3 separate regions of the Mus musculus genome follow, and regions 1 and 3 are each linked to region 2. A link is a loop called in an ENCODE intact Hi-C map of the cell type or tissue named here. Cell type or tissue: left cerebral cortex. All regions are shown on one strand.

Region 1 (8,000 bases), 120 kb after region 2:
TAGCATTTAATATAGGTGAGAAGCCTTGCCTTATATGAGGCACATTTTTTTTTTTTTTGAATTTGGCAAAGCAAACTCAGAACTCTATTAGTAAGGGAAGGAAAACAAAATATGTTCTCCTTATGTTCGTACTGTTTGTTTCTTTAAAAGTGTGTGTGTGTGGGGGGGGATCAGGGTGTGGGGGTGCACACCTTTAATTCTGCACACAGTAGGGCCAGGCCTGGGAACCATCATGGACATCATAGAAAAGCTTTGGGTGCTATCCTTAGGAACACCATCTGCCTCATGTGAGGGCTGGTCTCTCACTGGCATGGAGCTGCCCGGTTAGGCTACACTGGTTAGCCACTATGCTTCAGAGATCCTCCTGCCTCTGCCTTCAGATGCCTGGGCCACCACACGTGGCTTTGACATCAGCTCTGGGGATTGAACTCAGGTCCTAGGGCTTGCAAGGCAAGTGGTTTACTGAGTGAGCCATTTCTCTGGTGCACGATCCTTTCTTTGAATGGGAATGGACTTCTGGGTAGAGGCTGAAAGGTTAGGCTGCCCTGAGAGGAAAACACAGAGGAAAGCAGAGACCCTTCAGACAACTAGCCTCACTTTTCACTGAGAGAATTCCAAGGCAGCCCTGAAGTAGGCTGACATCATCATACAGAAGCTGTCAGGTAGCATACAGTGAGATGGGATGATAGTGAGATAGTCCGCTGTGTATCACCAATCTGAAGGGGATATGTGAGGAATGTGGGCTGAAGCAAAGTGGGAGGACTCTGAGCCATACTAGACAAACTGCCCGGGCTCTGGGCATCTGGACAGGACCGGAGCTGGATGCCTGGTAGTCACCTGGGCACCATCTGTAAGGTCTGTAGGGCAAACAGCTGGAAAGGGGGAAAAAATCAAGCTTCTAATTCTTGTTTTTAAAAAGTTAGATGACCTTTCCTCTCAGGTCTCTGAGAAAAAAGAAAATAATCCATCCCTCTTTGCATTGTTAGAAGTGTAAAATAATGCAGTTAAGGCCTTGGGCACAGTGCTTGACACATCGTAAATACTCAAAAATTAGGAGCCATTATTGTTAATAAATATAATGTGTTCCATAGCTGTTTATTGACTTGGTGATATTGCAAGGGACCAACGACATGAAGTAATGGCGAAACAGAAAGAACGGATGCAAGATAGCACCATTTGCTTAAAACTCCTTTGTCTCTCAAAAGCTAGGGTTTTTCTTGCCATTTCTGTGAGACCCAAGAGGTCAGTTTCTACGCTGAGAGGCACCTGGAATTCTGCCTTATAAAGCCATGTGCTTACCATCTGATTGCAAACCCTTTCTTTAAAAAAAAAGAAAGAAAGAAAAATAGGAAAGGGAAGACGTTAAAACGAGTACACAAAGCAGTTGATTCAATAAAGAGCTTTTGGTGAGTGTTCATTCCAGGATAATAAACCAAGCGAAACGTCTGGCTGTGTTTAAAATCAACAAAGCCAGCAGGAAAGGCAGAGAGACGGGAAGAAGTGATCAGCTTGTTTTTAAAGCTGCCAACGGTGCTGCTTCAGCAGGGACTGGTGCGGAGAAGCCCCCAGAGAGGAGAAAGGAGACAGATGCAGACAGGATGGAAGCCTGGGGCAAGGGAAAGAGGAATGCAGATGTGGCCTAAGCGGCCTGGAGAAGAGCTTTGTGCCAAGGTTAGAAGCCTCTTCAGGAGCCACTGCTACTACTAGGAGCTACATAGCCAGGGGATGCAATGATGGCTTCATGTTTGGAGCATTCCACCGTGTGCCACTCTGTGCCAAACTCTTTCACTATCCTCCCCATCCTATAGGTGAGGAAACAGATTCCGAGAGAGGCAATGGCGCTTTGACTCATCGATGGGCAAAGAGCAGTGTTGCATTTAGCTCAGGACCGGCTTAACAGCAAGACCTGCTAACCAGCTAGGTGCCACCTGGGGAATGCAAACTGGGAGGACGTGTGCTGAAAATGACAGATGGTGCATTTAAACTCAACTCATGTCTAGGAAAAGCCAGTCATAATGTCATCAGATGAAAGGACTTTTGGTGCCAATCCACATGCAATGGAGGAGAACCAGGCTGCCCTGGAAATGTCTTGAGAGCAACCCAAATGCCCCAGGACGTGCGCCCGCCATACCGATGGTGCAGTGCTCTCCATTCCAGCCGGGGCTGCATTCGCACTTGCCGTCCCGGCAGGTCCCGTGTTCTGCACAGCGTGGGTGGCAGGCCCGTTGGTCGCATGCGGCCCCCATCCAACCATCCTCACAGCGGCAGGTGCCTCCTACGCAGACGCCATGGCCACCACAGTCAGCGGCACAGATCTCTGTGGGCAAGAAAGAAGGGCCAAGGGGCGGGGGTGGGAGGAGAGAGAACAAAAGCTTATTAAGCCAGTTGTTGCTAGGAACAAGGGTCACACTTGGCCACCTAGTTAGGCTCTGTGAGCGGTAGGGATTCCAGTGGCTTGGCAGAGTACTCTCCCCAGCCAATGACCCTGAAGAACAATCCTTTGGCAGAGGCCTGCCAGCCCGAGCTTCCTCACCAGGGGAGGGGGGATTGTGCAGCTCCACTCTGTTTGCTTTTCCCTACTGCCAGTCTGTCCCTGCTTTTGTGCTTGCCACTTCCAAAGGGGACCGGCCTTCTGAACAGATGTGAGAAAAAGTCAGATTTAATTAAAAACCAGTTATGTGTGAAAACAAAGCGAGGGTGAGTCCCTGTCGCCAAATGAAGTTGCATGTGGGCCTGGCAAGGACCCCATGGCGTTTCCCTGCAGCCTTGACTCCAGTGGAAGCTGGTCAGGAAAGCATGTGGGGAGGGGAGAGAGAAAGAGAGAGAGAGGCAGAGAGAGAGAGAGACAGAGAGAGAGAGAGAGACAGAGAGAGAACTCACGGGGTTTTCGGTGTTGTCCCCCAACAGTGTTTATCCTGTGATGCTGGGTTTATTCTCTGTCCTTCAGCTTCATGCTCTCCCCTACCGCCATCTAAATGAGCTTTTAGTTCCAAAGTAAACAGCTGGGGGAGGAGGCTACCTCATGGCCAGAGTGAGGCTGCCTTGTCCTTCACAAAGGCTGGTTTGTGTGGGTGCAAAGCACACAGGGCACGATTCACAAGTCCCCTGGGCTCCAAGCCAGCAGCTGCTTCATGCTTACTGAAAACGGAGAGCCAAAGATTTCTAAACTGCAACTGCTTTTGAGGAAATTTGTGCAGCACACGTACCCCAGGATCTTGTTTTCCAGGGCCCCGATGGAGGCCTAGACTTGACTGACTCATGGCTAACAGTTTTCCAACGGATGTGAAAATTCCAACAATTTAAATTTCTTTGCAACTGGGCTAAAGTAGAGCCAATGTCAAGCTGTCTCCACCCATTTCTCCCTTTTAAGAGGCACTGCTGGTCTAGAAACTGCTCGCGTTCTAGGAACTTTTGCCAAGGGAACGGCAAAGGGCTGGGAGACAGCACAGTAATGCTTGCCACATAAGCTCAGCTTGGAACCCCTGTACCCATATTAAAGCTGGGCATGGCTACAAGTGCCTGTAGTTCCAGAGTTGCCCAGGCAGCCAGTCTAGTCAAAGAGGTGAGCTTAGGGTTTAGTGAGAGATCCTGTCTATAACAGAATACAGTAGAGAGTGATAAAACAGGGAGAGTACACACATTCACACACATGCACACAAGCGTACACACACACACACACACACACACACACACACACCAGAAAAAAAAATTGAGTCTCAGTGGTTCTGACTTTTATTATCAACCTAGATGATGATGATGATCATCATCATCATAGACAAAGAGCTGGACATTTTAAGAAGCACAGTAAGAATTGCTATCTATTTTGTTTTCCTACACAGATATCTCACCAAGCTGCCACCTCAGCATGGAGATCACGGCTACATGCAGTACACATGGCAACTCTTGGCTGTCCAGAGGCAGGCAGGGTAGCAGCTGCAGATGGGCAGAAATGGTTGTCATCTGGAGACAGAGACAGGATCTGTGCTGTATCCAGGGGCCTCTGCACCGTGGGACTATGTAGGATGGTCCCTTGGACCCACGGAGCTACAGTTTTTGGTTTGGAGGATGTGAGCAGGAAGCCTTGCTCCAGAACAGCCTACTGCTACTCTGTAGATGGTGGTGAGTACTCAGGGAAGAGCAGAGCACAGAAGGCCTCAAGTAATTCAAGATGGAGGGCAAGGCAGCTCACTTCCCACTGGGCATTCAAACAGGCTTGTGAAGTCTTGGCCTGCTTAGTCACTGGTCTTGGGACCCCAGGGTCACTTAGTTCCTCTCCCTGGGTGTGGGCTTCCTCATCTACTTCTGGGGGAACCTGATAATGTCTAAAGTCCCTTTGGGCTCTAAGACAGATTCTATGCTACGATACCCTCCCTGCTACACAGTACAACCAGCAGGTACAAGGCTCAAGGCCTCTCCTCCTCTAAGAAGTTGTTTGTAATTCACTGGTGGTTAACCTCTTGCTTCTTCCCACCCCACATCAGAAGGTGATTTTTTTGGTCAGCAGCAACCTGGGGCTGCCTCTCCTTCCACTGATCACCTCTTTTCCTGAATTGATGCTCACTAAATAATAGATAGATGAAGGTGCTCCATGTGACAGGCACCTGAGCATGGAAAGTTGATGTATATGTCTCTCAGCCTGGCTGAATGTCCAGCATGCCTGTTTGTCTAGCATCTCTAGAAGATGGGACTATACAACTCAGTATGACATATCCAGCAGCCCTCTGGGGTAGCATTTCCCTCAGATGACATCTTGGGCTTTCCTAAAGTCAAAGAGCAATAATCTTCAGGCTCCTGACCCTGCCGGTCCTGGGTTAGGTTCTATCTCTGACACTTCCATCTATTTATACACAGCCAAAGGGCTGTGCTTCCTGGTCACTCTGGAGGCTGGCTGAGCACTCTGGGAGAGAAGAATGACTTAGTTTGGGTTTGCCCAGCACTTTTTCCAAGTGGCAATTGATGGTATGAAAGTAAACAGCGAACAGCCCTCTGTTTGCACTGAGATGTGATCATGAGCACTGGGGGCCAAGGCAGCAGCTGGGTTTCAGGCGGCAGGGCAAAGAGCAGCAGAAGGGCCAAGAGAAGAAAAGGAAGGCTTTCCCCTGCAGTTGCCTATGGGCCTTCAGGTCTTAGCTTCAGGTAAGGTCATCTTTGGTATTAAAGGAGATTGGGTCCAGAGCCATTAACCCTTTGAATACCAAAATTCATAGATGTTCAAGTTCCTTGTATAAAAGAGCACAACACGCTCTCTTAACCTCCGCTATACTTTAAACCATTTCTACCTCAGTGTCATACCCAAACAATTGTATTTATGGTTGTTTGCAATATTGTCTAGGGAATGATGACAAAAAAAAATCTGTATTCATCATAGATACAACTTCCGTTTCCAATCTGCAGTTGATCCAATCTCCAGATGCAGGAGTTATGAATACAGAATGTGGGCTTCACTTCAGACTGTTACTAATTAGTTTGGAGGCAGTGCTGACTGCAGACTTCAGGCTTGCCAGCCAGGTGACCTGCTCCTCTGGCTACTCTGAGCTTTCTTTCCATCCTTTGTATGGTGGGAACGCTGAAAGCCCACGGCACAGGGGACTTAGTGACTGATCCCAGCATCAGTGAATCCCCATGATTCACTTCTAGTGATCTCCCATCCTTGCTTATCCTGAGCCCTGTGCCTAGTGCTGAAATATATAGGCCAATAAGATACAAACCTGCCCCAAGAGAGTACAAACTGATGTTGGCATTCTGAAGATTATTCAATATACGCATATAGTATATGTAGCTCCGTATATATTCATATACAGCTGTTATTAATGTCTGCACTTCTTTGCTTAGTTACAATGGATTAAAACCATGGGTCTAAGGAGGAGACATACCCTGGACTTATCTGTGGCTTTGCCATTTACTGACTGGATAAACTGCACTGCATTATATAACCCGCTGAGTCTCACTTTGCATTTCTGTAAAATGGGGGTAATAATTCTTACTTCCCTGCTCTCACAGGCCTGGTATTAGATCAAATGAGGTAATGTGGGGGAAAGGTATATTTGATTTAACACTTCTATGACGTTTTACACCTTCCAAAGCACACTCACATATGGTTTCTCACTAATTCTTACAGTAATATAGTAAGAATATTTTGTTACTGTCCTTGGAGATGTGGCTTCTGAGAGCTACAGAGTCTGAGGATGCTTGGTAAGGTCTCACAGGCATCTCGTGCATTTTCCTTATTTTAGCATCTTGGGAACAATGGAGTTCTGCAGAGCAGGCATTTCTTTAAATGGAGCCTCAGAGTAAACAAGATGCATGTCCTGGGGAGACCTTCCTCAGAGATCCAGCGGACCCCTCCTACCCACTTCTGGTCCCAGGGTTTTTTTCTTTGTCATATCCAGGTCCAGTCCTGGGATCTATGAGATGAAGTGGGATTTCCCCAGGATGCCCCTGCTCTGACCACCTAAGCATTCCACCTTCTTCTTGGTTTGTGCTGAGCATGTTCTCCTATCCTCCAAAGCTGCCTGGTGCCTGCTGGACCCTCCATGGCCCTTTACAAGCTTGGTTGTAAGCTTTTGTACATTTTAATGGAAGGGGCCCAAACCGGGTGACCTTGATGTTTATGGGGTGCTAACTGATGGTAACACAGGAAAGCCTGTTTGACCGAGTGGAAGGGACCTTCAGTGCATGATGGGAGTAGAAACCCGAGATGCTACTTTACCATGTGGCTTCAGACTGTAGTCTCTATTCCCCACTCGGTACTTTTTATTTATTATTTTTGCCCTTGAAATAAAAGGAACTGTTTTATTTTTCCTTCTCAGATTCTGCCTTGACATTAAAGCAGATAAAGCTTCACAGAGCGCTTGGTGAGAACCAAACAGGACAATGCTCTAGAATGGGCTTTGACAGCTCATATGCCATTTACATAATAGAAAAGGTCGTCATGAAAGTGGGTCACAGCTCCTTTCTAAGCCTCAAGTTTCTTCTTTCTAAATGAGAGTGGGGTGGGGGAGCTTCAGCCACTTTAGGGAGTGTTGCAGGACTCACTCTCGCATGGGTGATTTCCTAAGTGCAAAACTGACAGTGGGCTTGAAGAGCTAAGCCTGACAGACCTTGCTCTCCATTCCCTTAGGTGTTGCATTCCAGCATCACAGACAATGTAACCTACGTCCATCAGGTTAAATGAGTTGGCATGCCCCAAAGTAAAGACCCTAGTGTAGAATCTATGGCTGGCATAGTCCGAACATGACAAATTTAACACGTACTATTTACTTAGCTTTTAATAAAAAAGGAAACGAGACAGGGCAAATGTAGCAACGTCAAAAGATAAAAGGGAATGCTGATGCTTGCTTCACAGCCAATGCAAGAGAACATTTGCTCATGGCTGTTGGACTCTTATTTGATCAGAACCAAAACTTTCTGTCTGAATTTGGACGACCCTAGGGTCTAGGAGAAATCTTTTGTGATCCACAAGCAATGGGACAGGCTTGGTTTCGGATGTGACTACCCAACTTCCCAGCTGTGGACCCTTGGAAAAAGTCCTTAACTCTTCTCAGCCACTGTTCTTCGTTTCTGAAATGGGGAGATGCTCACACAGGGTAAATTGCAGAACTGAAGAAAATGGCCCACACAAGAAACTCAGACATAAACGACTGTGAACAGGATGGACTGATGGAGAGCCTGGGCACAATTGTGTCAAAATGGTATCAAGCTACACGGGAGCAGTTTCCAGAAGCAGGGAGGGGCCTAGGTTTTATCTATTTGGGCTCTGACGCTGGCACAGGTATGGCGCGGTATGGCTTTCCCATAAAGATTGGTTGAATGAATAGAGAGATATTAAAATCACTTCCTGGAGGAGACGCATGTCTGCTAGCTCAACCCCATCTCAGGGCCATGATATTAAAAAATTACCATCAAATACATTCAAACAGAGGCTCAATACTCTTGGGAGATAAGCTTTTTAAACACCCATCTCCAACCCCTGTGAACTCTGTAACTGTTGAACGGCTTAG
Region 2 (8,000 bases):
TCTGTCTCTCTGTCTTTTTTAATCATGTCTTTGTTTTTTAGCCATTGCTTCAGGACTTAAAGCAGACATCCTCCTTGCTCTGTCTGGAAACAACACCTGATTATTTCAAGGGCAGTGTCCAAGTGTGCTGCACAGATCTCCCCTGTCCTCTTATTGGAAGTCCATCACAGAGTGCTGACCCTGCCTCTTTCAACAAAAGAACTTAAAAAATAGTGCCCACTTCAGCAGCACATACACTAAAATTAGAAGGATACGGACAAGATTAGCACTGCCTCTCTGCACGGGGATGACACTCAAATTCGTAAAGCGTTCCCGATTTTTAAGAGATTTTTTTTTTGAAGAAAGAATTTAAATGGTAGTTTATTCTGTTTAGAAATCGTTCCCATTCCTGCTGTTCTTCTCCCAAGGTTGCGAGCTTCTTTCTAGCCTCGTTCCCATTGACTGAAGAATGGCCGAGCAGCTCAATTCTCCTGGCTCCCTTCATTTGCCAGCTTTAATTTTATCCCCATTCCTGAAGGTTCTTTTCACTACACTCAGAATTCTGAGCTGACATTTCTTTTCTTTTGGCACTTTAGAAACGTTAGGTGTCCCGACAGCCGTTCCAGTCACTGTCTCCCTGCAAGTCATGCATTGTGTTTTCCTATGAATTCTTTCAACTGAAAAACATTCTTTAATGTGTGTGTACATACCCATATGTGCACATGTGTGGGTGTATGTTCATGTGTGTGTGTGCTTGTGCATGTGAGTCCAGAGGTCAATGCTGAGTGTCTTCTTCCATCTTTTGAGCCAGGGTCCCTCATTGAGCCCGGAGCTCATGTAGGGACTCCCTCTGTTTCTCTCAAGTGTAAGTTTTCAGGCATGTGTGTCACTGCACCTGGCTGTTATTGGGCTGCTGTGAACTGAACTTGGGTCCTCGTGTTTGTGTGTGCAGCACTTTACCCCCTGAGCTGTCTCCCTAACCCCTGTGTCTTCCTTGCATCTCTGCGTCTTTGGTCTCCATGGCTTGGGTTAGAATGTGTCTGGGCATAGATTCCAGTACCTTGTTTGGAGTTTGTAGAGATTCTTGACTCCGTGAGGTCATGGTTTTCTTTAGGTTTGGGGAGTCATTAGCTCTCATCTCATCAGGTGTGTTTCCTGCTGTTCTCTCTCTCTCTCTCTCTCTCTCTCTCCCTCTCTCTCTCTCTCTCTCTCTCACACACACACACCCGTCAAATGGCCCCAGTGAACCCCAAGGCTCTAGTTTGCCCTCACAATCACTCTTCCTCTGGTTGAGCACATCCCCATCAACCACAGATTAAGAATATTTAATCAGTTTGTTTTAGGCTCACTGGTTCTTTTCCTTTTCTTTCCATTCTTCTATGCCTGGCCCAGGCTGGGGGTGGATGGGTGTGGCTACTGGTTACATTTACTTTAGCTGTTGTGTTTCCAGTTGCGTCTGCCTTACATCTCTTATGTGTTTTTTTTTTTTTTTTCAGGTATTCTGTCTTACCAGCTGCTTCAAGAGTTTCTGTCCTTACCTTTGGAACCTGTTTGTAAAATCTGCTTTAGAACTTTAGATAATTCCCATCTTGATGTCATCTCAGAACTGGCCAAGTTGAGATTTCTGGATAAGGTTGTATATAAATATAGTGTTAGGTCTTATTTAAATTCTAGGGAGTCTTTAAAGACTGACTTTATTTTCATTAATTTATACTTAACACTGCCCCTCCCCCCTTTAGACAGGGTTTCACCATGTAGAACTCGCTACTTAGACACATAGAGCTCTGCCTGCCTCTGTCTCTGGTATGCCACCACCCTGGCCCAGTTCTTGATTCTTTTGTGTAGTGCTGAGGACTGAACATAGACTTTTGCTCATGTTAGATGAGGGCTCTGTCATGGAAGTAGGTACACCCACCAAGATGAATATAGACAACAAGTTATGAGCAACCCTTTGTAGACTGTGGCCCCTAAACTGGTTTTCAAAGACTTTGCAAAGCTTTTTGGATTGGTTCTGCATGTGTGTCACCGGGTGAGTCAGAATCAGGCTGAGGTCTTCTTAGTTTAGTTCTTAAGACTTAGGGATCCGACGGGAGCTTGCGATGCCAGGGGCTGTGTAACCACCACGTGCTCACTGGCAGCTTTCTGGGTTCCGAGTTGTGAGTTCCTGCCGTGCTACTGTAACGCTAATATTTTTTTGTTTCCCCAAGAACATCCCCCTCAGTTTTAGTCACAGATCTTGAGTATTCTTCATCACTGTCTGACAGATACTTCCCGCAACCGTACAAACCACGTCTGGGGACAATGGATAGGAAGCTGGAGAGATACAAGGGGGCTTCCCTACATTCTCGAGACCACTGTCTGGTCAGACAAGCATCCATTGTGTCCTAATTAGGGTTACCTCTGCTGGGAAGAAACACCATCACCAAAGAAGTTGAAGAGGAAAGGGCTCACACTTGCACACCATGGGAGTTCATCATGGAAGAATGCAGGCCAGGAACTCAAGCAGGGCAGGAACATGGAGGCAGGAGCTGATGCAGAGGCCATGGAGGAGTGCTCCTTCTGGCCTGGACCTTGTGGCTTCCCCAGCCTGCTTTCTTATAGAAACCAGGACGACCAGCCCAGGGGTATCACCACTAACAATGGGCTGACCCTCCACCATCAATCACTAATTAACAAAACACCCTAAGGCTTGCCTACAGCCTGAGACATTTTCTCAAATAAGGCTCCACCCTCTTAGATGACTCTAGCTTGTGTCAAATTGAAATAAAATTACCTAGCATATATTACTGCAGTGTATCTGTGGGCCTCTGAAGCCAAGATTGGCTCTTTTAGAAAACCCCTCTCCCAATTCTTCCACGTGAAATCGTCTCTTCTCCTGTAAACTCACTCTGGATACCCAGTTCCCTTGTGCTGAGGCTGTGGGCTTTCTGACAGTGAAAACAAGCACACTCAGTGTCAGCTCAGAGGGACTCCAGGTCCATGTCTGTGCCCCCAATCTGCCTGGCAACATGGCTTGCATAACCCAGCATAAGATGAAAATAGAGGGTCCCCCTTTAAAAGAGTAAAAGAAACAGGCATTCAAGATGGTGACAGCAGAACTCAGGGAGAGCCGAGCCCTTCTAAGCAGGGAGCTCTGTGGGGCTGCACTGCCCATGCAGCTGGCTCTAAGTGTAGGAACAGAATACAGTCTCAGGCGATCCTGTGTCTGCTGATGGGGACCTGCTGGACACATGAAAGGTGGCATTCATTCCTCAGTCTCTTCATATGGGAAATTCCTTGGCTCCCCAACCTTAATACCAACATAGCTTAGAATGTGGCACTAGGGAATCCTGGACTCACATTCTGATTCCATCCTTAAACACAAGTCATGAACCTACAGCTCACCTGCCAATCCCATCTCTTGCCTATGGTGTGGGTTCAATCAGGATTAATGCAGAAAGCACCTTGTCTAGAGGCAACTCTTACTCTCTCTGCTGAGATCTCACCATTAAACCACACAGTGTTTGTCCCAGAAGTATCTGGTCAGGGAGGCTGGGGCAGACATTTGGCCTCAGAGTTGAGTAGCACTTGACCAGTCCTATTGAGTCATTTTCTCCACTAAAATTCCTTCTTCCTGCTGGAAATGGTGATGCATGCCTTTAATCCCAACACTTGGGAGCAGAGGTAGGTGGGTCTCTATGAGTTGGAGGCCAGCCTGGTCTACAAAGAAAGTTCCAAGATAGCCAAGGCTACACAGAAAAACCCTACCTTGAAAACAAAACAAAACAAAACAAACAAGCAAACAAAACATACCAAGAAGGAAGTGGTGGAGGAGAAGCCGTGGTCAGCATTTTACCTTGCACCAACACCTCCAACTCTTACCATGCCTGACCTGTTCAGATATGGAAGAGCATACACACACACCAGTCTTGCTTACAACAATCAAATCCGATGCAAGCCCAAGGAGCATGTAGGATACACGGAGGGCCAAGAACATAGGAAGTGTCACTCTGAAGGACGGCCTGATTCAGACTGTATAACAGTTTGCAGTGTCACTTCAAGGTCTTATAAATACATGGCATTCAAAGTAAGGAGGACATTACAAGATGGAATTCAGAAATAGAGCAGGCATGAGGGAGGCTAAACAAATGTCGTTATGGTATTCATGAGATGACTCCAGGAGGTCAACGTGAAGAGATTAGCATGCTGCCAGGCAAATGATGGATAAAATTATTACTATATCAATCAAATCTCAGAGTCCCATCTCAGTCTCCTCATTAGTAAAACATTGGAGACACCTTCTTAATGCTGCTTACAGACTTAAGGATTCTATCTTAGGTTTCATCCCCTCTATACCTGGGCAGAAAGGCAGGATGCCACCCATACCTTATGTAATGCACATATCAACCACTAGATGGCAGATCAGGCCAGTCTATGTAGACCCCGGAACCATGAGATGCTGGACTTGTTAAGTTGCCTGACCCATGGCAGCCAGCATTCCTCTCGTCTAAGGTGGAAGGCAGTGTGAAGCTGAGGGTTAGAGTTAGTGGGGTCTTTAGGTATAATAAATTTGTTTAGAATTTATCTGCAGGACAGAGAGGTAAATCTTAGATACAACTAAGCCAGTGTTCAAGCATTTCCTGACTTAGAGGTGTCAGGAGCTTGCTTCTTGTCACCTGAGTCCCATTGCATTCCACCCCATCATGCAGTACCTAGGTGCAGTTCCATCTGGTTCAGCTCTTACTCCCAGACTAGAGGCAGACTGTACTTATGTATCATCCATACCTGACATCAGATGCCCTTCAGGGAAAGTGACTAAATAAATGCACTGTGGTTATTCAGTTGGCCTTGTCTAGCAGGATCTAGATCAGTGTTTGTATGTTTCCTTTCTGTTTCTAGGCTCAAGAGGTAGCTAACGGTAGCATGCTAGCCCCTGAAATCGGATTATTTAGGTTCAAGTCTCAGTCGTTCCATTTGCCAGCATCGCATCCTTCTAAATATACCTCCGTTTCTCCAATTGAAGACTAGAGATATTAATGACACCCCTCTGCATGCACTGTGGCCAGGTTTAAATGCAGATGTACTTAGAGTGCTTAGCAAACATCTGACATGTTGTAGGTTCCCAGGCTGGGCAGACTGCTTTCTGAAACATGCCTTGATGCAATTGCAAAATGCATCAAAGAAGATGTGCCTAGTGTGCCTGCCTACTGTCTTGGCTCCTAAGCAAAGGAAGTTCTTCCTCCTTATTATCACTGTTGGCATTGATAGCTTGAGGGTGCTCAGGGTAAGTCTCCAAGCGACATAATTCAGGGACACTGCATTGTCTGCCTTCTTCCAGCCTCAGGCTCAGCAGTGGCTCCTGTACATGACTACAGGAGAGAGCTGGGGACATCATATTTACTATAGAGGGATTCTCTTCACAGTGGCTTGAGGGTCGCAAGGCATCATGGAAGAAGAGGAAAGGACCCCAAAGCTTATTTTCCTCTGTTTCCTTTCTCGAGCCTTTAATGTTTTTTGAAGCAACTTCTGAGAGTAATTTGATCCAGACCAGAGTGGAGCCTGGATCCTCAAGGAGTTCATCTTGTTAGTTTTTAAAACAGTCTGTCTGTGTGTATACACATGTCACGTGTATGCATGTGTGTGTGTGTATAGATATAGACATAGATATAGATACAGATACAGACACAGATACAGACACAGACACAGACACAGATACAGATATAGGTATATATGTGTTTATATGCACATTGGGCTGGAGTTCAATAGACAATTTTCAGTTGTCCATTCTCTCCTTCCACCGTGTGGGTCACAGGGATGGAACTCATGTCACCAGGCTTGGCAGTGAGTACCTTTACCTGCTGAGGCATCTTGAGGGCTTTTGTCACATTTTTTATTATAAGAAGCCACATCTTGCCTACTCACACATTAGTAAGAATTTCTCTTTTTGGCTCAGAAGTATAAAGAAAGCTAAGGGGGAGAGAATCAGAGAAGCCGTGTAGATGTAATAAGTCTAAACGGTTGGCTGTAAGTCACAAGGGATGTTGTCTGAAGGTCTCCCGAACCCCAGGAAGTGAAAGAGCTGGGCAGGAGACTGGTGTTACTCAGCTGTTCTGCAGCTCAGGCTGGGGGAGGGAAAGTGCGAGAGGTGGCCACCAGGTGGCGCTATGAGTGTGAAGAAATCATGAGTGCGACTTAGTGGATGATCAGGAAAACTGGCAAACATCTCTGAGGAGAGAGAATCATTGTCCTCATATAAATACATTGTGGTCATCTAGTGAGACTTGGGTGGACATGGAGATGGGCTTCAGACACATGCCTGTGTGTGCAAGGGCATTGTAGCTCGAATGTTTATCATCAGGTGTGAGTTTCCTGGGTTCTCTTGATGCGAGTCAGTCCTAAGCCAACACATGCAAGGATTTTCTTGCCCATTGGATACCCACTCTTTTGGGAATCTGGGGTCCTCTGTGTCTCAGGGTCTTGAGAATGTCCTAGAATTCTGAGAGATTATCAACGCTGGATAAGCAATCTGGGCATGACTGGTCACATAGTTTGCATAATCCAGGATAAGATGAAAATAGACAGTCCCCCTTTGAAAAGAAGAAGAAACAGGCATTCAAGATGGTGACAGCAGAACACTGAACTCAGGGAGAGCCGAGCCCTTCTAAGCATGGAGCTCTGTGGGGCTGCACTGGTCATGGAGCTCTGGTCACTGCCCATGAGGCTGGCTCCAAGTATGGGAGTGGAATACAGTCTCAGGCAATCCTGTGTCTGCTGATGGGGACCTGCTGGACACATGAAAGGTGGTATTCATTCCTCAGTCTCTTCATATGGGAAATTCCTTGGCTCCCTAACTTTAATACCAACATAGCTTAGAATGTGGCACTAGGGAATCCTGGACTCACATTCTGATTCCATCCTTAAACACAAGTCATGAACCTACAGCTCACCTGCCAATCCCACCTCTTGCCTATGGTGTGGGTTCAATCAGGATTAATGCAGACAGCACCTTGTCTAGAGGCAACTCTTACTCTCTCTGCTGAGATCTCACCATTAAACCAGACAGTGCTTGTCCCCAGAAGTATCTGGTCAGGGAGGCTGGGGCAGACATTTGGCCTCAGAGTTGAGTAGCACTCACTTAGTGGGGAGCACTTCCTGTGTGCTTTTGCAGTCAGTTATAGAATAGGAATCAAAGTGGGGAGAGGTCCAGAGACCTGGCAGAGGGTGGGGTGGGCTGTTACAGAATCAGAGATGTGTGCACCGTTCATCTAACAGACATCTATGAGTGCTTCCTGTGGCAGAACCCAGGGGAAACTGGTGAGCAAAGGTACCTAGAGCCCCATCCACTGCTAACTGGAAGTCCTGTCATCTTGGCTGCATTCATTTCTAACCCACGGACCCTCATCACGTGTTCACTCTGGGGCAGGACACAGGACTCTACCAGTCTCTCTGAATGAGGTGACCGAAGGCCCTGTGTGTTCATTCTCAACAGCCAACCCCACTGAGTCTTGGTGAGCTGTCCTAGCAACTTTTACTGGAGTGTAGAGAGGGCCAGAAGTGTCTGGCTCTTCGGGGCAGCTGTGGACTGATGACTCTCCACTGGAGGGACTGGACCCTGAAGTCAAAGAGAGGCCAACCTTCAACGGATGAGGCGCTGGACTCGTATTTGGGACACTGGGAACACACAGAGGATGAAATTTAGTTTTGATTAACCTGGAGAGGAGCTCACTCCTGAAGTGGCCCCGTCTTGAACAGCTCAGGTCAGCTTTAGAGGACGCACTGGGGGCATCTTGTGAGAGCAGAAAGAGTGTCCAAAAGGTTTTGAGTTGATTTCAGCCAGGTGTGAAGACTGTGTGTGAACAACTGACAGGCGAAAGTCTGGGGCTTGACTGAGTGGTCCAAGAGCTCAGGCAGCCCATTGTGGTACATGCAGAGGGAAAGGTAGATGGGGTAGGGGTGTCGGGGTGTGGGCTAGCGCAGCTGCCCACTGGGAGAAAGGGGAGGTTCTGCTGACTCGGGGCATCTGAAGTGTCACACACATTAAA
Region 3 (8,000 bases), 350 kb after region 2:
AATCATCCCTGGAATGAGAGCCAAGCTGACTGGCTGCCAGATGGAACCATGAGCAGCCATGCGTGGGTGTGGAGTCAGAGAGACCTGGAGTTGAATCCCATCTCTGCCTCGATCCAGATGTGTGAGCACTTCTACCCAAAGAAGAGCCTCATAGATACCTCTTAGAATCCTGCAAATCTTCATGTTATCATCCAGGAAGTGCTGTGCAATTAATAATAATAGTATATACCCACACAGTATCTCCTATGTGCCAAATAATGTGACCTGCTATGACTTTATTTACTCACGGAATCCTTACAGCATTCCTGTGTAGCAGAGAGCAGCATTATCCCCAGTTTACAGACAAGAAAACAGAAGGGATAGAGAAACGAAGGGACTTTGCCAGCATGTAGAGAAAGTGATGGGGTTCAAACCCAGACAACGTGGCTCCAGAGTCTGAGCTTAAGTGTGGGTAACTATGTTTTTCTGGAAAGGTAAGTCTGGTACAACCATATCATTTTAACCTGCAAAAGCATTGGTAGTCATCCCTTCAAATCACTTTGTATTCCTGTCTCCATGAGCCAATACAGTAAGTGGCTCAGGCTTTGGATTTAGACAGCTCTGGCTTAGACGTGAACCCTGGGACTTCCTGCCTGGCAAATTATTAAAACTTTTAAGATCTCATTTTAACCATTTATAAAATGCTAATAACAAATGGCTTTACAAACTGAATGGGGCAATTAAATGAAACAAAGCACCCATACTGCCTGGCTTACTGTAAATGTGCATGATAGATAGCAGGAATTAGGGACACCCTTATTAACCAATGTAGAATTTATGAGCAAAAGGGAGAGGGAAGGGCAGGAAGAAGGAGGGAGAGGGAATAGTTAACCCCAGTGCATTAATGATTACTTGGCATTGCTCTGACCAAAATACCTCCATCAGACAACTTAAGGGCAGAACGGTTTATCTTGGATCATAGTTTTAGAGGTTTGGGTTTCCCTTAACAAGGAAGACTTTCCAGAATGATTCACATCATGGTGGGGAGGAAGCAGAGAGAGCATCACTCGAAGTAGGTAGAGATGATATACCTCAAAAACCCACCCTGCAGTGAACCACTTCATTCAGTCGCGCTTCACTCCTCAGTGCTACAGAACCTCCCAAATCATGTCATAGTCTTCATGCCAAATATTCAGAACATGAACCTTCGGGGAACACTTCTGATTCCATGCAGAACAAATGGTGCTGATGGCAGTTTATGCACCTGTCTAGTGCTATGATGAACACCACGAACAAAAGAAACTTAGGGAGGAAAGGGTTTAATTCAGCTTATACTTCCACATCATAGTCCATCATCAAAAGAAGCCAGGGTGGGAGGCAGAAGCCATGGATAAATGCTGCTTCCTGGCTTGCTCCTCATGACTTGCTCAGCCTGCATTCATAAAGCATCCAGGACCACCAGCTCAGGGATGGCTCCACCCACAGGGAACTGGGCCCTCCCACATCAATCATTATTGAAGAAAACCATCTCATGGGGTTGCCCACAAGCCCTATCTCCTGGAGGCATTTTTCTCAGTGGAGGTTCCTGTCTCTCAGATGGCTCTTGTTTATGCTAAGTTGATATAAGACTATCCAACACAGCACCTTTGCTGATTCTCCTGTTGTCTTCACCTGCTGGAGTGAAACGATCTACCTGCAGGATGTGGCCAGTTTGACCTTCTTGGTGCTCACTGAGGTCTTCTACCCTCAATTGTTTGTCTTTCTGTTTTCCCTTCCTTCCTTCCCTCTGGAAGCATGGCTTGTCTATATAGTTGGCAGGGACCTAGTGAGCAGGCCTACTGAGTAGAGGCCAGGAATGTCCCTGCAGCTCACCATGAAGTGCTAATTAGCATGGCAGCATATCACCTTTCTTCTGGGTATCACCTTTGCCTCATTTCATCTTGTCCCCACTGCCCTGAAAGTATACCTCCTGAACAAGGCATGGGCTCTTCTCTGTGCCTGAATCTCTGTTCTCTCGAAAACTCAGACCAATTCAGTTTTATCAATACAAGGGGGCAGAAGATATATATACAAGTAACTGACTTGACCTCTAGTCCAAGTTTAGCAGATGGGTCCTGAGATCCCCAGTGAGTCAAGCCAGTGCGTTCTGAATACAGCTTCCAGCTACACCAGTGGGGTTTCTCTGCTGGATTGCTTTGTTGTGCAAACCCAAAGGCAATTGTCATCTTGAGAGTAAGGTCTCACTAGATGCAGCCTAGTGTGAAGCAGGTGGGATCTTTTCTTTCTCCCTGGTAAAACTTCAGTTGGTTTCCTATCACTTTCAGAAGAAACCACTGCATACAAGTCAGTGATTCAGCCTTATCCACACCATCAGGGAGCCTGGCTTCCCTTTAGCCCACCTCTTAGCTCCTTAAAGCTCCAGCCATAACAAACGCTAGCTATTTGATAAACAGTACACCCAGCCAGCAGTCAGACCCAGCCCCCTCACTGCTGGGGGTGCTCTTCTTCTCTGCATGGCTGCTTCCCTATCAGAGACAGCTGGCCTTCCTTGTCACTGAGTGAAGTTTGGGGGAGGGCCTCATCTTCTCTAAATCATTTAGGGAGGTTTGTTCTGGGCTTCCCCTGAACCTGGCTCCAGAGATCCCAAGGCTAACAAGTGTCATCCTGCCCACATCAAGCTTCATGTATCAAGGCCATATGAGCCCCTTGGGCCCCCTTTACCTTTTGTCTACCCCGTGTTTCCCCCACACAATGAGGTCAAAGGAATGAAAGCAGTTTCTACATGGTGGTCCATCTACCTGGGCAATTAGTGTGAAATTTAATTGTGGTAAGGGTTTGGGAGATACTACTTGCCATGCTAGCTTGCTACATGTGGTATTCTGAAATATGTGCCCCAGGGTCCTCTGCCCGAGCAGAGTGGTCCAGGTGGCTTGTGACTCATCCAGCCTCCAGGGCAGCATTTCCTGTTTGAGGATGCCTTTCTTGCCACCCTCCCAGTTCGTGGCCACCTTAGGCTTATTAGTCATCTATTCCCACATTCACATCGGAGGCACAGAAGGAAGGGAAGACTGGTTCCACAGGCCAGGGGGCCCAGTGTTATATTACAAGCTCAGAGATTTTAGAGTCAGCCTAATAGATCACAGAACCCAAAACTCTGCCCAGATAGTAGGCTAATGGTTTTTGATCAAACCCATCATGAAGTGAATCATGGAATTTTTCTACTAAAGGGTCTTTAAAAAGTAAGGGAATTAACATTTGGAGAATCCAGTTATGTGTGGAGCATTTTTTAAAAGTCTTTAAAAAATCATATCTTATTATGTGTGTGATGTGAGGGCAAGAATGCATCCATACGGTGTATGTGTCACCACATACACGTGGAGGTCAGGCAAGAACTTGTAGGAGCTGGGTCTCTCCTTCCACTGTGGGTTTAAGAAACCAAGCTTGGGTGGTCAGGCTAATATGGCAACCACTTTTACCTGCTAAGACGTCTCACTGGCCCTTTAGACTTAGAAAAACCTGAACTCTGAAGTCAACCCATCTGGCTCTGTGCTGTGTCTTTCCTCCTGCATCTCTCTAGTTCATTTATTATTTCAACAACGCTCCTAAGTCGTAGAGTTTATTTCACAGTTGGTTATCGTGCCCTGCCTGGAGAACAGTGCCATATATTCTCCATGGAGAGCTCTTTTCTGCTCTCATTATATCCTTAGGAAATAGGAGCTCATCCCAAAGCTGCAGGCGGGGAAACCGAGCCTCACTGAACTTCAGTAATTTGCATAAAACTCCCCAGTTGCTATGTGGCTGAGATCCTCCTTCCATGCCACGCCACTGACTGAGACCCGAGTCCCCATTTGACTAGCTGGTGCTCAGAGAAGAGAAGTAACTGGTCTGGCATCGCACAAGGGCTAGTGACAGCCTAGTTCTGAAACCAGATTGTCTCTGGATGCTGAGGCTGCAACTATGCTCTCCTGAGCAGAAGGCTCTCTTCCCACTACTGGCTATTCTTTCATCTTGAGTGAGATGATGTTCAAACAGGCTAAGGAACCAACTTGCCCTGGACAAAGCAGAGCTTATTACACAAGGAGGAAAATGCCTCCCAACTATCTTGGGAAGGAATTCGGTTACTGTGTTGCTTCCACTGGAATTGAAAGTCATGTTGGCGCAAATTAAAGGCAAAATTCTTGTTTGCTGCACCTCTCTCCACGCTCAGTGGGTCTGAACCAAGTTTTAAGAAAGCAATCCATTTTCATTTAGCAAGGTCTGACTCGCCCCATCTCCTTCTCCTTTCCCAGTTCAGAAACAGGGCACAGCCTGATTAGCTCTAACCAAGCTTACAAGTGGGAGGGAGGTGGGGAGCACCTGCTCTGGATCAGGACTTTGTAAAGTCCTCTAACAAGGAACTCCCAAGAAATTGCTCGTGGCCTTTAAACCACAGCTTCCAGATCACGGCGGAGTGCTGTAGAGGAGAAGTCCCTTGCCATGTGCTGCTACAGCAGTCTGAGGCCGCTGAGCAGACAGAGGACGGGTTGGAATTGTAGCTAAAGGAGGAGTTTTAGCAAAATAAGCGTGTACCACATGCCTCCTGGGGAAGAGAATGCAAGGCCAGGGGTGGGAGGAAAGCAGCAGGATCAGAAAGCAAGAGGATCAGCAGCAGGATGGAGAGCCAGGCTCGGGATGATGGTTCAGGATCAAAGAAGAGAGAGGGAGCACGGAATGGGACAGCGGCTAAGGAATCCAGCAACTGTCCCACAGTAGGTGTGTGGTTAGAGGACCAAATAGAGGTTCTCTTGCCCTAGAGTACCTGGGAATTCTTGCTGGTCCTAGGACTAAGAGTAAGGGGTCTTTGGTGAAGCGAGATCCCTGAGGAGCAGAACAGGACAGGGAAGCTGCTCACAGAGGCAACCCCAGCTACTTACAAGGTTTGCCTGCTTGGTCAGAGTCCACATCCTTCCTTGCATGGATTTTTGCCCTAGCATAACACTTGAACCTGTGCCTGCTGCAGTCTATTCTCAATGCAGCATCCAGAATGATCTTACTCATGCACTGGTTAGACCCTGCCCATCCTCCCTCAAAGTTCTCAGTAGTTCTAGTGCCAGCCTGCACACCTTCCACTCCAGGCCATCTCTGGCATACTCCACTGTTCTACCCACTGGCCCCTTTGTTGCTGTTCAAACAAGCCATTAACATTCTACACTAAGGTCCCTGCAGCTGTCCTTCCCTCTACTGGTTTTCATTCCACAACCTCACATCTCCTGTTATCAATGACAAAACCCCCAATTCACTGTCTCTATGAACCCTTCTCTGGCCACCATATTTAAAATTACAACTCTCCTCCCTCACCCTGGGACTTGTTCGCACAGCACTTACTATCTTGACACACAGTATACAGTTTAATTTCCCAACCTGTCTCCCCATTAAAATTTAATGTTCTTAAGAGTGAGAAGTTTTGATGATTGACAGAATCTCAGTACTTAAAACCATTCCTAGGCTATAGCAAGTGCCCAAGGAATAGCATGACATCTGAAATATGCATTATCTCGGTGAATTCTCATGAGATGTTTGGGCTTGCCAAGAGTGGACTGTGGTATCAAGAAGGTCTTCCCTTGTCTCAGACTCAAGCCTGTTTATATCAAGCATCGTCCAAATCCTGACATGGGTCAGGGTACTCATTGGCTTTGTAACAAGGACAGGGAAAAACAGCAAAGACCAAAGGATGTAAAAACATGGTGTCCTTGAGAACACGTAGAAGGCAAACAATTCCTAACAGACTTTGCTATTGTTTATCCTACAATGTGAAAACAAGTGTGGTTGTCATAAGAAGCCAGAAGCTCCCTGATGGGAACTCCAGCGAGACCGATTCTTCCCCAGCCGTTTGCTGCTGGATGTTGTAAGCCCAGTTTGATGATGTTACCTGCATTTGATCTCTCTCTCAATCAGGTCATTCCGTTGGTCCCTGCTGGATGTTAAAAGCATCTGCTTTGATGCGGTTTTGTTACCTATAAGCTACTTGCTGTTTGTTCTTTTACTTTTGTTTGCTACAAGCTTAATAAACTCGCTCATTTGAAGCAGAAAGAACGGTTCCTACATTCCCCAGATCGTACAGAACAGTGCTGGACTCAGTCTTACATCTTCCCACCCTCCATCCCCAGATTCCTGTACAACACACTTTCGAATGTCTATTCTGCACAGCCTCTGGGGACACCCTTGCTGGCTGTCCACACAGAATGCCCTGCTTTCAGTTTCTTTACCTGCTAAATTCCTCCTGACCCTCAGGGCCTGGAGTCCAGCGCCTCCTCCACGGAGCCTTCTCAGATGCTTTCTAGTTGGACTTTCCTCTTAAACTTTTTCTCTTGCTTGACCCAGTTTGAGAGTGGCCTGGGTTGATTTTTGTTGTTGTTTGTTTGTTTGTTTGTTTTATATCCAGATCATATTGGAGAGGCTATAAGTTCATTTGCTTTTCTGGAAGTTTCTAACATGGACAAGGAAATTTATGTCCTAGATAGAGCCAGAATTATTTCCCAGACCTCACAGTTTATGAGTCGAGCACATGTTTCTACAAAACAGTGCACACCATGGAGTGGAGTTGCCAAGCAAGACAATGATGATGGAAAGGGGCACACCTGGGTTTAAGTCTTGGCTGTGGCCGTCCCTTCACCATGTCACTGAACTCCAGATCAATGTGCTTGCCTAGAAAATGAAAACAAAAATGTCTCTTCTAACTCATTATTACTAAATTCTCTGACTTAAACCAGGTTTGTTCTTTTTCAGCCTCGTTGGGAACTTGGGGGCTTACAGTGTGTCCAGGAGTTACATGGTGAGCTGCCCAATAAGAGACAAACTCCGAAGGCACTGTTCAGTCTCTAGCCCAGTTACCTGGCTCAACTCCCTGTTCTGGAAGGTGCTGTCTCTCTGGACAGTAGGTTGAATTGCAGCACTTTGAACATTTCGAGCTTCCTGACAGTTTTTCTTCTAGATCTTGGTAAGAATAACTCTCAAGAGTCTGGGGCCGGGGAGCGTGGAGGGTGAAGCAAGCCGACTTGGTAAGCGCTCTCTTCACATGCCCTGGAGATACCCGCCTGTTCTGTGGACTTGGTGCCTCATTAGCTTAACTCACCATTTCCTCTTTGATGCCAGACTGTATAATCATGGGGGAGCAGAGGGAAGACCTGAATTTCTTTCATTTTATTTTCTAAGTGATTTTCTAAGTTGGCGCCTTGGATAAAAGCAGAGAGGCCACCCAGGCCTCTTCAGGCCTCCAGGTGTGGCTCTGCAGTGGGCTCCTCTGGGAACCCCTCTCTTTCCCGCTCAATCAGATCATAACAGCCCTCCAGACCCAGGTTCAGAACCTGAGTGAGGAAGAGGACTGACCTCCTCGTACGCAGGGAAAGTGAGTAGCTCCTTCAGGTGGACCTTTAAGCAAATGGCATGATCAGATTGCCTGAATTCAGGGCCCACGGAACAGGGACTTTCCCAGTGATGGACGAGCTAGCAACACCTCAAAATTGGCATGAAATCTTATGTTTTCAATTTTAATTATTTTTTATCTTCTATGTGTATGTGCATACATATTTTTATGGGTTCACATGAATCTGTGTGTACACACGCATGTGGAAGCCAGAGGGCAACTGTGGGTATGGTTCCTGAGGCGCTGTCTCCCTAATTTTTTTTTTCTTTTTGGGATAGGGTTGGTCTTGGATTTGCCAATTAGGCTATACTGGGTATCCAGCAAGACCCAAGGATCCATGACCCCAGCACTGGTATCACAAGCTTGCCACTGCCCCTGGCTGTTCATTTTTTTTCAAATGTTGGTTCTAAGGATGGAGTCAAGTTTTTGTGCTTATGTGGCAAGCACTTCACTGACTGAGCCATCACCCCAGACCTCAGATTTTATAGTTTTGAACTATGATGATTAACATTACTGAATGATGAGCCCTATTATAGAGCATTGCTCGGCAGTGTTAGTATGTTTGCAATACTGTAATGACCATCATTTCTGTTTATCTCCAGAACCTCCTCATTCTCCC

What was found. Hi-C counts contacts between places; a loop is a spot of excess contacts. Peaks named below come from ENCODE experiments on the same cell type or tissue, not always from the same donor. Only the 100,000 strongest peaks of a DNase experiment are listed, where the experiment ranks them.
Region 1: a loop joins it to region 2, with 2.4 times the contacts of the local background. A loop is called at or near these places in 7 of 42 quality-filtered maps.
Region 3: it touches region 2 in a loop (4-fold over the local background); 3 of 42 quality-filtered maps call a loop at or near these places.

Annotation. Positions count from the first base shown.
Region 1 is chr7:96,791,637-96,799,636 of GRCm38, reverse strand. Tenm4 (teneurin transmembrane protein 4) reads right to left here. Exons shown (of 33, transcript NM_001310762.1): 17 at 2,132-2,317. Gm15413 (predicted gene 15413) reads left to right here. Exons shown (of 4, transcript NR_045874.1): 3 at 3,840-4,119; 4 at 6,810-8,000. Among named protein-coding and RNA genes, the nearest start is that of Gm15413, 5.9 kb to the left of the region's middle. In left cerebral cortex, no CTCF peak of the experiment used is centred here; DNase peaks (open chromatin) are centred at 2,242, 2,529, 3,099 and 6,949; H3K27ac peaks cover 4,565 bases.
Region 2 is chr7:96,912,315-96,920,314 of GRCm38, reverse strand. It overlaps Gm22226 (a small nuclear RNA gene), which reads left to right and starts at 213; the gene lies at 213-321. In left cerebral cortex, CTCF peaks have their summits at 4,362 (motif pointing right) and 6,105 (motif pointing right); DNase peaks (open chromatin) are centred at 4,380 and 6,110.
Region 3 is chr7:96,558,040-96,566,039 of GRCm38, reverse strand. The region is part of intron 6 of Tenm4 (teneurin transmembrane protein 4); the gene reads right to left. Among named protein-coding and RNA genes, the nearest start is that of Gm15412, 220 kb to the right of the region's middle. In left cerebral cortex, no CTCF peak of the experiment used is centred here; a DNase peak (open chromatin) is centred at 3,852; H3K27ac peaks cover 599 bases.